Linked DNA regions of Homo sapiens: region 2 is linked to region 1. A link is a contact called in ENCODE Hi-C or POLR2A ChIA-PET data. All regions are on one chromosome and are shown on one strand. Each heading gives the region's core, a stretch centred on a gene start or an enhancer-like site at or near the end of the contact. The rest is flanking DNA. Distances are from core to core; before and after follow the strand shown. Region 1 overlaps LOC102724945 (a long non-coding RNA gene). Region 2 has its middle 35 kb from the start of EGLN3.

Region 1 (7,215 bases), core at 2,202-4,701:
CGAAGCCTGAAGTCAGCTGCTAAGTTAAGCTGCTAAGAATGCATTTGGTAGGTACAAGCCCAAAGCAGTGAGCATGAGGAAAAAAGGGAAGTGGGCAAGGAAAGCTGTGGGGAAACGCAATGTGCTGCATCATCACTCTGGCTCCTGCTTCACAGCAGGATGCAAAAGAGAGATAGCGGGTCACTCAGCAGGTATGTTTGTTCAGCACATAAGACTCCTCAGAAGGCCTGCAAAGAACAAATATACCCTGAAGTAATCCACAAGAGACAGAAATGAGGGGTAACTGCCAAGTTACCGTCTATCTGCAAAGACAGTGATATGGTTTGGCTCTGTGTCCTCACCCAAATCTCATCTTGAATTGTACTCCCATAATTCCCATGTGTTGTGGGAGGGAACCAGTGGGAGATAATTTGAATCATGGGGGCGGTTTCCCCCACACTGTTCTCGTGGTGGTGAATAAGTCTCATGAGATCTAATGGTTTTATCAGGGGTTTCTGCTTTTGCATCTTCATTTTTTCTCTTGCCGCCCCCGCCATGTAAGAAGGGCCTTTCCCTCCCAAAGTGCCGAGATTGCAGCCTCTGCCCGGCCGCCACCCCGTCTGGGAAGTGAGGAGCATCTCTGCCTGGCCGCCCATCGTCTGGGACGTGAGGAGCCCCTCTGCCTGGCTACCCAGTCTGGAAAGTGAGGAGCGTCTCTGCCCGGCCGCCCATCGCCTGAGATGTGGGGAGCGCCTCTGCCCCGACGCCCCGTCTGGGATGTGAGGAGCGCCTCTGCCCGGCCGCGACCCCGTCTGGGAGGTGAGGAGCGTCTCTGCCCGGCCGCCCAGTCTGAGAAGTGAGGAGACCCTCCGCCTGGCAACCGCCCCATATGAGAAGTGAGGAGCCCCTCTGCCCGGCAGCCACCCCGTCTGGGAAGTGAGGAAGTGAGGAGCGTCTCTGCCCGGCAGCCACCCCGTCAGGGAGGGAGGTGGGGGGGGTCAGCCCCCGGCACGGCCAGCCGCCCCGTCCGGGAGGGAGGTGGTGGGGTCAGCCCCCGGCACGGCCAGCCGCCCCGTCCGGGAGGTGAGGGGCGCCTCTGCCCGGCGGCCCCTACTGGGAAGTGAGGAGCCCCTCTGCCCAGCCACCACCCCGTCTGGGAGGTGTACCCAACAGCTCATTGAGAACGGGCCATGATGACAATGGCGGTTTTGTGGAATAGAAAGGGGGGAAAGGCGGGGAAAGGATTGAGAAATCGGATGGTTGCCATGTCTGTGTAGAAAGAGGTAGACACGGGAGACTTTTCATTTTGTTCTGTACTAAGAAAAATTCTTCTGCCTTGGGATCCTGTTGATCGGTGACCCTACCCCCAACCCTGTGCTCTCTGAAACATGTGCTGTGTCCACTCAGGGTTGAATGGATTAAGGGTGGTGCAAGATGTGCTTTGTTAAACAGATGCTTGAAGGCAGCATGCTCGTTAAGAGTCATCACCAATCCCTAATCTCAAGTACCCAGGGACACAAACACTGCGGAAGGCCGCAGGGTCCTCTGCCTAGGAAAACCAGAGACCTTTGTTCACTTGTTTATCTGCTGACCCTCCCTCCACTATTGTCCTATGACCCTGCCAAATCCCCCTCTGTGAGAAACACCCAAGAATGATCAATAAAAAAAAAAAAAATAAATAAATAAATAAATAAATAAATAAAAATAAATAAATAAAAATAAAATAAAATAAAATAAAAATAAAAATAAAAATTAAAAAAAAAAAGAAAAAAGAAGGGCCTTTCGCCTCCTGCCATGATTCTGAGGCCCCCTCAGCCATGTGGAACTGTAAATCCAATTAAACCTCTTTTTCTTCCCAGTCTCAGGTATGTCTTTATCAGCAGCGTGAACACAGACTAATACAGAGAACCCTAAAGAGGGAGTAGAGCTGTAGAAGGTGGTGATGAGCATTAAATTTTGTATATGTTTTATTGTATCTCACATGTTGCCAAAAGGGAAATCTGCAGTAGGCAGTTGAATGTCGATGGAGTCTGGAGCTCAGGAGAGACAAAGCCAGGTGACAGAAAGATGGTTGTCATTATAGAGCATGTGCTAGGCTGTGCCACCCAGAACCCCCTTTTAGGGTTGAAGCACTCATTCCCCAGCTGCCAGGACTTTAGCCCGCTGATGGCTCACAGCTGAATTCCTCTGCAAGAATGACTTTTTATCAAAGGAAACTGACTTACCCGAGTTGATGTGCCTGCCCTGTGCATCCAATGGCTGGTTGATGAGGGGTTACAAAGGCCTGTCCCCTTTGCTTCAATTCAGGTCATCTCTAAAGGCCATCCCAGCCCTAGAGTTCCCTAGAATTGGATGATGCCACTGTTGTATCCACAGTAGGTCCTCACTTAAAGTGAATAGGTTCTTGGAAACTACTACTTTAAATGAAATGATGTACAATAAAACATTTTTTCCCTCACCAATGTTATAAAGAAAGAACATTGCACCAAACAACTTTATTGGAGGGCCTGCTGTACATCTTTTAAAGTCACAGTTTCCAAGAGACTCCTTCATGCCAGCCCTGGTGCAGCTTCTGAGAGCTTTCCCCAGTTCACCACCTGCATTCGAAGCTCTGTGTCGGTCTCCCAGGGAACTCGAGGGAATGAAAATTCTAGGTAGACAATTCTTTCAGGTAGCTTGCCTTTGACAATGGAGGAGGATTCCTGAAGAGGGGTATGGTTGAAGGAGGATTTTTTTTTTTTTTAATTTGGAATGATGAAGCTAGTTGAGAGGGAAGAATTAAAGATTCTAGGTAGAAAACGACCTCCAGGAGGGAATGGGATCCAAATCACAGATAGAAGGATTGCCTGTTTTAAGAGGAAAGACATTCCCTGAGATGAGAATATGGGAGAGGGAGTGGATCAGTGTGAATGTAGATAAATTTATTTTCACTGTAGGGAAGGTCTGATCAGCCACTGAGAGTAAGCAGAATGGAGGCTGGGAAGACAGAAGCTTGAAGACAGCAGGGAGTGCTAGAAATTGGCTTCGTGGACAATGGGGGGAAGAGTCGCTCCGAATAATGTATCAGAATCGCCGAGCAGTGCTGAAAGCAGGGTTGAGAATGAGGTCAACAGGAATTTATAGTGGCAATCATCATAGCACTAACCATGGTATAATTACTCACAGGCCTGCTCAGCACTGTGCCTGACAAGCAGAGGATACGCTAAATGTTGAATGACGGAATAGACCCAGTTTCAGTGAGCCCTCCAGTTAAAGGGCCACATGTTCTCTGCCATCATAGTTTCATCAACAAAAAGCCACATCACATCTGCCTTGGGTCTATTTCTCTCTGATATTTTTAGTCTAGAGAAACATTGAGGTGGTTTCCCTGCTTTTGTACAAGTTTGTCATATGTTCTCTCTGCATGCTTTGTAATGCCTGTATGCATTAAGTTGTTTTCCTAAGATCACTGGACTGGGCAGATCAGAGCTCAAGCTCGCAGGTCACCTAACTCCCATTCCACACACTGTGCTATGAGATATGCTATGTAAAACTGCCAAGTCGTTCCAGATGATTCAGCAGGCCTTCAATATTACCTGCCTGCCTGTCTTCCCTCCTTCCTCGCTGCCTCCCTCCACCTTTCCTCCCTCAGACCTCTTGGAATCTTTTCTGACCTCTCTACTAAGCTGTCCCCAGCTTCATTATGTTCAGCCCTCATTTGCACATGCTCTTGACACCTGGTGTTTGGTGGCAGAAATGGCTGATAAAATTCCACGCTGATTAATTTCATGTTTAATCTAACTGATACTTCTGTAGCCTTTGCAAATAACCTTTTTGAACAAAAACGGCAATGGCTCATTCCAAACCCGATCAAAGAGGTATGCATGACTCACAGCCACTAAATAAACATTGATGCCTGATGGCAGTAATATGGCTATTTATATTCAGAGCCTGATTTAACCAGTGGCATTCCTGTAATAAGATAATAAGCATGAGCTGTTTACTAGAAAAAAAGGAGAGTCTGTGGTGCTGGTGTTCAATAAAATCTCTTAACAGGCAAATGAGTCTCTGAAATTGGTTGGCAAATACATCCAGAATGAGATGTGCTAATTAGCTGCTGTTACTGATTTTCTAAAATAAAGAGTTTAAACTTAGATTAGTCCTGAAATTTAGTACAATAAAAAATACTGGATAAATGATATTATGTTGAGTCTTACAGATTATGTTTAAGATAAGTCCAACAATACAATTAAGAAAAAAGAACTCTGCACCTAAATCATTAGATTTTTTAAAGACTAAGAGGTTGTAAATGTGGAGAATTATAAGCATAGATATGTGAATCTCAGGTTCAATTTTTTTCTGTTCAGAGAGCATCTGTAGGTGATTCTCTTGGCCACAATGGCAGGGACATCTATTACTATCAGAACTTTTGTTTTTAAATAGGAAGAGCAAAGGAATGCAAGAATTAGCTTAATAGTATTTGGGTAGCCATTAAAAATAGATTAACCTATTCAGAACCAAGATCACAGAGGTTCTAGGTAAGCGTGTGGGAGACAATTATTCTGAACTCAGAAATAAATGATCAAGGCCATCAAGCTTGTAAGGCCTCTCCCAGCATCTTCCCCCAAATAAGAGCAGCAGGAACTTTCACCTGCTTCCTTTCTCCTGCTATCGCCCTATGCAGCAACTTCCAGCTGCTAAGCATTCATCTCAAACCTCCATTTTAGCTGCTTTCTTCACCAAACGGGAATGAACTATCTATTGGGACTTCCTACTTCAAGCAGTGAGAAAATCTTAGGAGATTTCCAAGTATTTTGTTTTTATTCATATATTACTTCTAAAGAGAAATGGATGGGTAATAAGAGGATTCAAGTTGTGTCTCGATCATAATTTTTTTTCAAAACAAGTTTGAATTCAAGGACCTGTTGTTTGAGTTTAGGTAGTTGAGATGATGTTTGTGTTCCCAGAGCAAATGGTTCTTTTAAAGGCAGCTAGATGGGCAGATGTCAGTGCTGCAGCCCCAAGGTGACTAACGCTCCTAATGTTAGCAATGAGTGAATTCATTCATTTGGTTTCTATTTATCTACAGTTAAACGATACAAGTTGATTATTTGCTTTAACTAAGATGTTCAATTCTTATCAGAGTCTTTAGTAATCAGAGTTAATTGACTATATTTGTCTTTGTTTCTATTTAACAGTAGGGGATGAGGGGATGCCCAGTTTAGGTAGCAACTTTTCCAGCTACTACTGGGACCCAGAATTGTGGGTAACACCCTCACATAGGCTAGCAAATAATTGAAATTATTAACAGAATCCTAAGTCATGAACATGTGGTCTTCCTTATATTTTTCAATGGTATTAAGGTTCTTTTGAAACCAACTCTACCTGGCTTAAGACAAAAAGGAATTTACTTGTGAAAGGATATTAGTAATCTCACAAAATGTACAGGAAGAGTTGAACAGCCACACCTCAAAAGTGTAAGAACGACAGTTCCAAAGACATGGAAACAAGGGTTTTTGGGGCTTATTCTGCTTTTGTAGTTTCACTACTTACTTCTCCTGGCTCCTTTGTTTCTCTTTTTGAGATTCCATATTCTTAGATAAGAAAATCTAATTGGTCCAGTTTGGCTCAAACAAATGACTTGAACCAATCAGCTGTGACTAGCAGAAGAGTAGGTCAGCATCACATGGCATAGATATGGCTTCTGTGGAAGTCCCCAGTGAATGGAGGCTATTGTCACTGGGCAGCAAACCCAAGGGTCCACTGTGTACCCAGTGCTGCTCCAAGTGCCAATCCACAAGACCATTTGACACTGGATCAGGAGGAGATAAGCAGCTTGCACCAGTATCTAAATCAGCTCACTGCTTACATCATTGAGAAAGTCTTACTATTAAAAAAAAATGCTGAACTAAAGAGCATGCTTAGTGGCATAGTTGATTTTGCACTCTGGCACAGCACTTCCTATCTTCTTATGGATTAGTAGCAAATAGTTTGCTGACAGGCAGCTGCCTGTGGCCCACTCTATGAGCAACAATCTCTTCTGTTCAGTGCTCATCAAGAACATGTGCTTTGAAGCCACCAGGGTTTTAATTCCTGCTATACTTAATAGCAAAATGACGTTGACCAAATACCCCTTGCTTCATTTTCCTCATCTAAGTTGGAGATAACAGTACTCCCATATTAGTCAGGACTCATTCAATTATAGGCAGCAGAAATGTAAACTACTAGGTTAAACCAGATGAAATTCTGACATTCAACCTGCAAATATGGCATTTTCATATGGTTCAATCTAATAGCTTAAGCAAAAAGGAAATTTATTGGTTTTTGAAACTTCAAAGTACATTAGTGGGGGTAGGTACCATATACATCTGAATCCAAGGCTTAAATGAATAAAGGGAAGGAGAAGCCCTCTATTTCCAGCAACCAGCATTGGATCATATGGCATACGAGGACTCTAACTGGTCCTACTTTGGTCATTCTCCCAGCCCCTGGTCTAATCACTGGCCAAAGGAACATGACATTTCATGATTGGTCAGGCTTGTGCTTGGGAGTAAGTAGGGCACTATGATGAATAGATTGACAGTCCTGTCAGATAAACCCTATCTGTCTTGGTCAGTTATATCTCTGGTCCCTAGCACATAATACTTACCAAAAAGATTAGGTAAATAAATGATTGGGAAAAGGGTATTGCACAGTTTCCTCAGTCAAAGAAGCAGCAGACAGAAACATTAGAATTCAATGATAAATGCCTACATCATATGGTTAAGATTACATAAGAAAGTGATACACATGAGACAGAGACTGGCACATAGTAGCACATTTACCTGCAAAATAGATCAGGCAAGCATTGGAGCCCATATTTTCCATGTAGAGACTGGCACGTAGCAGGTGCCCAGTTCTCTTGATGGACTGAGTCAGTTAAAAAGTGAACTCAGCCAGGTGCGGTGGCTCGTGCCTGTAATCCCAGCACTTTGGGAGGGCGAGGCAGGTGAATCACTTGAGATCAGAAATTTGACACCAGGCTGGCCAACATGGTGAAACCCTGTCTCCAATAAAAATACAAAAATTAGCCAGGCATGACGGCACACTCCTGTAATCCCAGCCAGTCAGGTGGCTGAGCCAGGAGAGTCGCTTGAACCCAGGAGGCGGAGGTTGCAGTGAGCCAAGATCATGCCACTGCACTCCAGCCTGGGAGACAGAGTGAGAGTCAGTCTCCAAAAAAAAAAAAAAAGTGAACTCATAAATAGACAGTGAGCA
Region 2 (7,215 bases), core at 3,416-5,915, 160 kb before region 1:
CTGAAAATATACACTAAATTGTTGCTAGCTATATTCACCCACAGTGCTACAAAACACTGGAACTTGTTCTCCCATCAGCTGTCACTTTGTGTCTGTTGACCAGTCTCTCCTCCCCTCCCCTCCTCTCCCCTCCCCACCAGCCTTCCTAGTCTCTAATAACCACAGTTCTACGCTTTACTTCTATGAGCTCAATGGTTTTCTTAGCGCTACGTATGAATATGAATATTTGGTATTTTTCTGAGCCTGACTAATTTCACTTAAAATGAGGTCCTCCAGGCTCATTCATGTTGCCACGAATGACAGGATTTCATTCTTTTTTGAGGCTGAGTAGTATTCCATTGTTTCTGTGTACACCACATTTTCTTTATCAGTTCTTCCACTGATGGACATAGGTTGCCTCCATATTTCTGCTATTGTGAATAGAGCTGCAATAAACATGGGGGTGCAGGTATCTCTTTCATAAACTGATTTACTTTCCTTTGGATAAACCCACCCAGTATTCATTTCTGTTTTTTTGTTTTGTTTTGTTTTATTTTGTTTTGAGATGGAGTCTCGCTCTGTCACCCAGGCTGGAGTGCAGTGGTGGGATCTCGGCTCACTGCAGCCTCCACCTCCCAGATTCAAGCGATTCTCCTGCCTCAGCCTCCCAAGTAAGTGGGACTACAGGCACCCGCCACCATGCCTGGCTAATTTTTGTATTTTTAGTAGAGACGGGGTTTCACTGTGTTGGCCAGGCTGGTCTCGAACTCCTGACCTTGTGATCTGCCCGCCTTGGCCTCCCAAAGTGCTGGGATTACAGGTGTGAGCCACTGCACCCAGCCTCATTTCTGTTTTTGACAGACCAAAAGAGGGAAAGGGCTCCTATGTGATCTGGAGGGGATGGAATGGGTTCCTATACCTGAACCTAACCCCGGTGCTGAATGACTCTAGAGTCGATGAATAAATATACTAGCCCTTCAGTGAATAATAACAGAAATTCAAGTCAGGTACTGCCTTCAGGTCCTGCAGGATACTTTAGGGGCAGACAGGATTCTTGAAACTTCTTATACTATGCCAGGCAAAGCACATCGGCTCTACTGCTTATATTCCTAGAAAAGGAATGCCTGCCATTGCCTGCTCTGCCCACATCCCCTTCTGAGAGAAACAGCTCTAAACAGCCATATAGGATAGGATACCCCATGATTTTACCCCATCCCCTCCATCTACAGCACTTGTGAACATGTGGCCAGAGGTCAGGCAGTCCATCCAGACTTCTGGTCTGGCTCATGAAGATGAACTTTGTATGGCTGGGTGCAGTGGCTCACACCTGTAATCCCAGCACGTTGGGAGGCCGAAGCAGGTGGATCATGAGGTCAGGAGTTCGAGACCAGCCTGGCCAACATGGTGAAACCCCGTCTCTACATAAATACAAAAAAAAAGTGAGCTGGGCGTGGTGGCACGTGCCTGTAATCCCAGCTACTCGGGAGGCTGAGGCAGGAGAATTGCTTGAACTGGGACCCGGGACGCAGAGGTTGCAGTGAGCCAAGATCACGCCACTGCACTCCAGCCTGGGCTACAGAGCGAGACTCTGTCTCAAAAAAAAAAAAAAAAAAGATGAACTTTGTAAATCATATTTTTTTCTTGAGAATTGGAAAACTGAAGGCAGCTGGAATAGCTAGAAAGTCACGTGGGGCCCCAGGGTCCAAAAGAAACTGAGCAGCTGAGAAGAGCGGGGCGGCAGAGAGAGTCAGATGGCTGCCCTGAGAGTTTCCTCAGTCCTAACTGTTCTCTTGGCTTCCAGTTCTAGTCCAGTGTGGCTTTGGTCCCTGTTCTAGATGTCCATGACATTTCCTCTTGAACCCAGTCACTAGGAGAGCACCACCAGAGGACAAGCATGGTGGCCCACCAAGTAACAGCAGAACATGGAATAAAACTTTGACCTCCAAACCAAAACTGATGTGTCTGTCCCAAAAACCAGGTGTGATCATGAATATACTTAACAACTAGGTGGCACAGGCCCCACTGATCAGAATGGAGGTCTGCCCTGTTGCAGGCCGGTAGTGAAAGTGCAGGTGCATCCTGGCTGCCTGCTCAAGTCAGGAACATCATGGCACTTGGAGGAAGGCCATTGAGAACAGCTTCATGTCCATCTCTGAATGAGACAATGCTGCAAACACTCACCATAAATTATCAAGTGCAATACAATCTTCAAATTGCTCCCACCCAGGCTTGGCTCCTCAAACCTCACTCCTGGTGGATGATGCCTGAAAGGAACATGACAGAGCCTTCTGACAGACAAGGAAATGACCCTGGTCTGCCACACAAACCAATCCTTAGGTGGAACCAAAGTAGTCATTTCAAATTGTGGTTCCTTTATATCCACCTGAGTTAGAATGGGCCAGGGTGTGGCCATCAGAGGGAGGTGGGATCTTTCTGAAGCCCTTGGAGGAGACTTTATAGGTCTTTGTAGAGAAGGAAATGCAGTGCAGATCACCATGGTGAAAAGCCGAGACATTCCCTTCTATGACTCATTCCTTCCAGCAGGCCCTGTTGAGCGGTTATGCCCTGCCAGTGATGTCCACACGTCTTAGTTTGCACATTCCCAGTGAGGTTCATACAAGCAGGTACCCACTGCATAATGTTAAGGTTGACATCTAGATTTTTCACTTTAAGCTTGAATAGCTACAAGGAATACGACTTCCAGTATATAGTAAACATCACCATTTTAAAATAAAACTGTTTCATTACTCTCTTAAATGTAAAACCTGGATAGTGAGATAGACCATGGGCAGGTGAGATGGAAGCAACATTAGGATGGAAATCCTTTTTAAGGAGCTGAGATCTAAATGGCCCATCATCATCCATGGAAAGTAGAAAAGGGAGGAACACTTTAGGCAGAGGGAAGAAGTGCAAGCCCTGAGGCAGAAACAACCTTGACTTGTTTGAAGAAGAGGAAAATGGCAGTGTCAGGAACATAGCAAATAGGGGAAAGCCTAGTAGGAGAAAGGCTGTGAGGAGCAGGCAGGGCTGGATCATGTGAACTCTGGAGGCCATCTGTGTCGACTGTTTTCCCTTTGCCTCTCCACATTCTCTATCCTTATGGCCCTACTCTGAGCCACGGGAGCTCGACCTGCACAGGCTATGTCAACAGACTCCATTGACTGCTAACTTCTAGATGTGTTTAGCCCGGGATGTGCTCCTGCAGGTCTGAAGTGGGAAAAGGGGAAGGCCGCGGTGTTTATTCCCTTCATTCTCTTCTTGCGGGCCTCTCTGTTTCTGGGTACTGATTTCTTCCCATACCCCGCACCCTTTCCTGCCTCTGAGTGGTGGTACCACCTGCTGTTGCAGCCTAGGGCACGGCACTAGGGTTTCCCTAGACCCTCCCCACCTTGTGGTTTTCCTATACCCTCCCTACTGTGGTAAAATGTGCCTGTATTTAACTGTCCTCCAATTATCCTAATTCATGTGTGTCTCCTGGGATCTGTTGCTACACCATGATGAGGTGTGTAATTTTGTTAGTAGTATTCTTAAGTCATTTGGTAATAATCTTTCATCCTGTGAAGCTACAACATGGATTTTTTTAAACTCTTGTTTCCAAGTGCCTAATACAGTGTTATAGGAAATGCTTAGTGACTGCATACACCATGCACAACAGAGCCAAGTGTACTTGAGAGACAACTGGTCCGTTGAGAACAAAATGCATTTGGAGGCCATGAAGTTCAAGTTGAGAGCAGCATTCCCATGCACACCTCTCTCTGGGGAATGCAGCCAGTCCCTGCAAACCCCATTCCCCTCTCCAGGTTAAAAAGTTCCTCTTCACCCTGATGTTAGTTTGAAAAGTTTCGGCCATAACCATATTTAGTTATATTTAGGGAGAGGGGAGTGGTGGGTCAAAGGCTTAAAAAAAAACCCAAGAATGTATATATACTTAAGTAGCTAACAGTTTACTCCTAACATGCTTGTCTGGGAAAGCCTCTACTGGAGATCACGTGACAACAAAACAAAACACCCTTTCTCTTCATTTGGGTGGACAACTGGTTTAGTTTGATTAAATCTCAAACCAAGAATCATCATGTAAACTCATGGCTTAGTTGTCACACTGTGGAAGCCTTAAGCAGCTACAAAACTGCTGCTGATAGGAGACTAGTCCACACTCATCACTGCAAGTCACAGCTGTCTTGTTGTTTTTTAAGCGGGTTTCCTTCATCAAGATAATATAAATTTATGATAAAATGAAATTTACAGACAGCCCAGAGAGGAAGCAGGAGGTAAGAGTGAATTGCCTGGTTAAAAACAGGAACATGTGCAGAGGAGAAAGTTTCCCTGCTCTTGGAAGCCAAGCCAGGTTCCCAGTACCCTGACCAGCTGCTCCCATTTGGAAAAACCCTGGCACAAGATACCATACCAGACGTTCTGCACATGCCTCCTGAGAAAGCCAGAGAAGGCTGAGAAGTATATGGGCCCATGAAAATAAGAAGCAAAGAGGAAAGGGTGTAGAAGTTGGTTAAAAATAAAACTTATCAGATGAGAATTAGGTCCTGAGAATGTTATCTCTCCCCACAGGAGGGTGGAAAAGAAAATAGGCATGTCAAGGAGAACACAGGCCACAGGATGAATAAGCATAAAAATAGGAGGAAATGATCAAGCAAACATGCCAAACAGCCAGAGGACGCCTCTCATCCTAGAAGTGCTGACTTTCCAGGATTGCTCGCCTTCCCTCACCTACTCCCCCAAGAGAATGAGTCAAGGCCAAAAACCCTGGCCAAGGAACTGTTTCCCGGAAAGAGAGACTTTTTTTCCTCTATACCTTTTTGGACTATTTCCATTTTTCCCCCATGTGCCTAGATTACCTTTTAAAAAAAAAAAAGTAAATGTTTATGGAAACAGTTATTGGAATATTCCTACTCCCAGCATTTTATGACAAGTAGGCTAGTCCCCTAGAGAATCTGGAAACTCCAGATAGTTGGTGAACACTTAAATCCTCCCCCAGCTGCTCCCTACTGCTCCCCTTGTCCACACCCAGCCCTGGCTGCAGCCCTGAAGTGAAGAGGCTTGCTGGGAACCCCCATGCTCCATCCCTGTAGCTTTTCAGAGATCTGTGAACTTGATCTACTCCCTAAGCTCACTTCAAAACATGCACCCAGTCATAAGGGATATGCGGTTTCCCTCAAATAAAAGGCACAAAACAAAGACTACAAGCATACCTCATTTCACTGTGCTCCACTTTCTTCTGCTTCATAGATATTTTTTCTAGCAACTCTGCATTAAGAAGACTACTGGAACCATTTTTCCACAGCACATGCTCACTTCGTGTCTCTGTCACATTTTTGGTAATTCTTGCAGTATTTCAAACTTTTTCATTATTATATTATCTGTTATGGTGATCTGTGACCAGCGATCTTTGATGTAAACTATTGTAATTATTTCGGGGTCCCAAAAACTGTGCCCATATAAGATGATGAACTTAATTGATAAATTTGGTTTGTGTTCCAACTGCTTCACCAACTGGCTTTTGCCCTCTCTTGGCCTCCCTATTCCCTAAGACACAACAATCTTGCAATTAGGCCAATTAATAATCCTACAATGACCTCTAAGGGTTCAAGTGAAAGGAACAGTCACACATCTCCAACTTTAGGTCAAAAGTTAGTTGGTGAGGAAGGTATGTCGAAAGTTGGTGAGGAAAGTATGTCGAAAGCTAAGATAAGCCAAAAGCTAGGCCTCTTGCACCAGTTAGCCAACTCGTGAATGCAAAGGAAAAAGTCCTGGAAGAAAACTAAAAGTGCTACTCCTGTGAACAAATAAGCAAGTGAAAACAGCCTATGGTTGATATGGAGAAAGTTTGAGTGGGTTGGATAGAAGACCAAGCCAGCTACAACATTCCCTTTAGCCAAAGCCTAATCCAGAGCCAGCCTCTTTCAATTCTATAAAGGCAGAGAGAGGTGAGGAAGCTACAGAAGAAAAGTTGGAAGCTAATAGAGGTTGGTTCATGGGGTTTAAGTTAAGAAGCCATCTCTATAACATAAAAGTGCAGAGTGGAGCAGCAAGTGTTGATGTTGAAGCTGCAGCAAGTTCTCCAGAAGATCTATCTAAGATCATTGATAAAGGTGACTACACTAAACAACAGTGTAGATCAAACAGCCTTCTGTTGGAAGAAGATGCCATGTACGACTTTCACAGCTAGAGAAAAGTAGTCCACCCGATTTCAAAGCTTCAAGGGACAGGCTGACTCTCTTGTTTGGAGCTAATGCAGTTGCTGACTTTAAGTTGAAGCCAATGCTCATTTGCCATTCTGAAAATCCTAATGCCTTTAAGAATGATGCTAAATCTACTCTGCCTGTGTTCTATAAATGGAACAAAGCCTGGATGACAGCACACATGTTTATACCATGGTTTATTAAATATGTTAAGCCTACAGTTGAAACCTATTTCTCAGAAAAAAAGATTTCTTTCAAAATATTACTCCTCATTGACAATGCACCTGGTCACCTAAGAGCTCTGACGGAGGTGCACAGAGATTAATGTTGTCTTCATGCCTGCTAACACAACTTCCATTCTACAGTACATGGATCAAGGAATAATTTTGACTTTCAAGTCATATTTAAGAAATACATCTCATAAGGCCATAGCCGCCATAGTGATTCTTCTGATGAATGTGAGCCAAGTAAATTGAAAACCTTCTGGAAAGAATTCACCATTCAAGATGCCATTAAAAACACTGATTTGTGGAAGGAGGTCAAAATATCAACATTAACAGGAGTTTGGAAGAAGTTGATTGCAATACTCATGGACATCGTTGAGAGGTTTAAGACTCCAGTGGAGAAGGAAGTGCAGATGCAGTGGAAACAGCAAGAGAACTCGAATCAGAAGTGGAGACTGAAGTTGAGACTGAATTGCTGCAATCTCATGATAAAACTTGAACAGATAAGTTGCTTTTCATGGATGAGCAAAGAAAGTGGTTTCTTGAGATAGAGTCTGCTTCTGGTGAAGATTCTTTGCATTAGCTGCATTAGCTCCTAACAAGAGAGCCAGCCTGTCCCTTGAAGTCTTGAAATTGGGCATGGACTACTTTTCTCTAGCTGTGAAATGACAAATAAGAACTCAGAATATTATGTAAATTTATTTTATTTCTTGTAGAGACGAGGTCTCATCATCTTGCCTAGGCTAATCTTGAACCCCTGGGCTCAAGCAATCCCTCTGCTTCGGCTTACCAAAGTGCTGGGATTACAGGTGTGAACC

What was found. Hi-C counts contacts between places; a loop is a spot of excess contacts on that map. ChIA-PET counts read pairs that join two places held with the same protein, here RNA polymerase II (POLR2A). Pooled maps may share reads with other maps.
Region 2: a map of tibial artery shows a loop between it and region 1 (29-fold over the local background). The contact joins two enhancer-like sites. A Hi-C loop is called at or near these places in 3 of 168 maps with a recorded cell type or tissue (Calu3, mammary epithelial cell and tibial artery) and 5 of 50 pooled maps. POLR2A ChIA-PET finds 5 or more read pairs at or near these places in 3 of 52 experiments (BJ, GM12878 and HCT116).

The regions. Positions count from the first base shown.
Region 1 is chr14:34,078,145-34,085,359 of GRCh38, forward strand. All of the region lies in intron 5 of LOC102724945 (a long non-coding RNA gene), which reads right to left. Among named protein-coding and RNA genes, the nearest start is that of EGLN3-AS1, 42 kb to the left of the region's middle. Within about 2 kb of position 3,452, at least 9 of the 41 ENCODE cell types and tissues checked have a DNase peak (open chromatin) inside an H3K27ac peak, as active enhancers do.
Region 2 is chr14:33,912,812-33,920,026 of GRCh38, forward strand. No RefSeq gene overlaps it. Among named protein-coding and RNA genes, the nearest start is that of EGLN3, 35 kb to the right of the region's middle. RefSeq lists an enhancer at 4,463-4,607 and a cis regulatory region at 4,526-4,533. Within about 2 kb of position 4,666, at least 4 of the 41 ENCODE cell types and tissues checked have a DNase peak (open chromatin) inside an H3K27ac peak, as active enhancers do.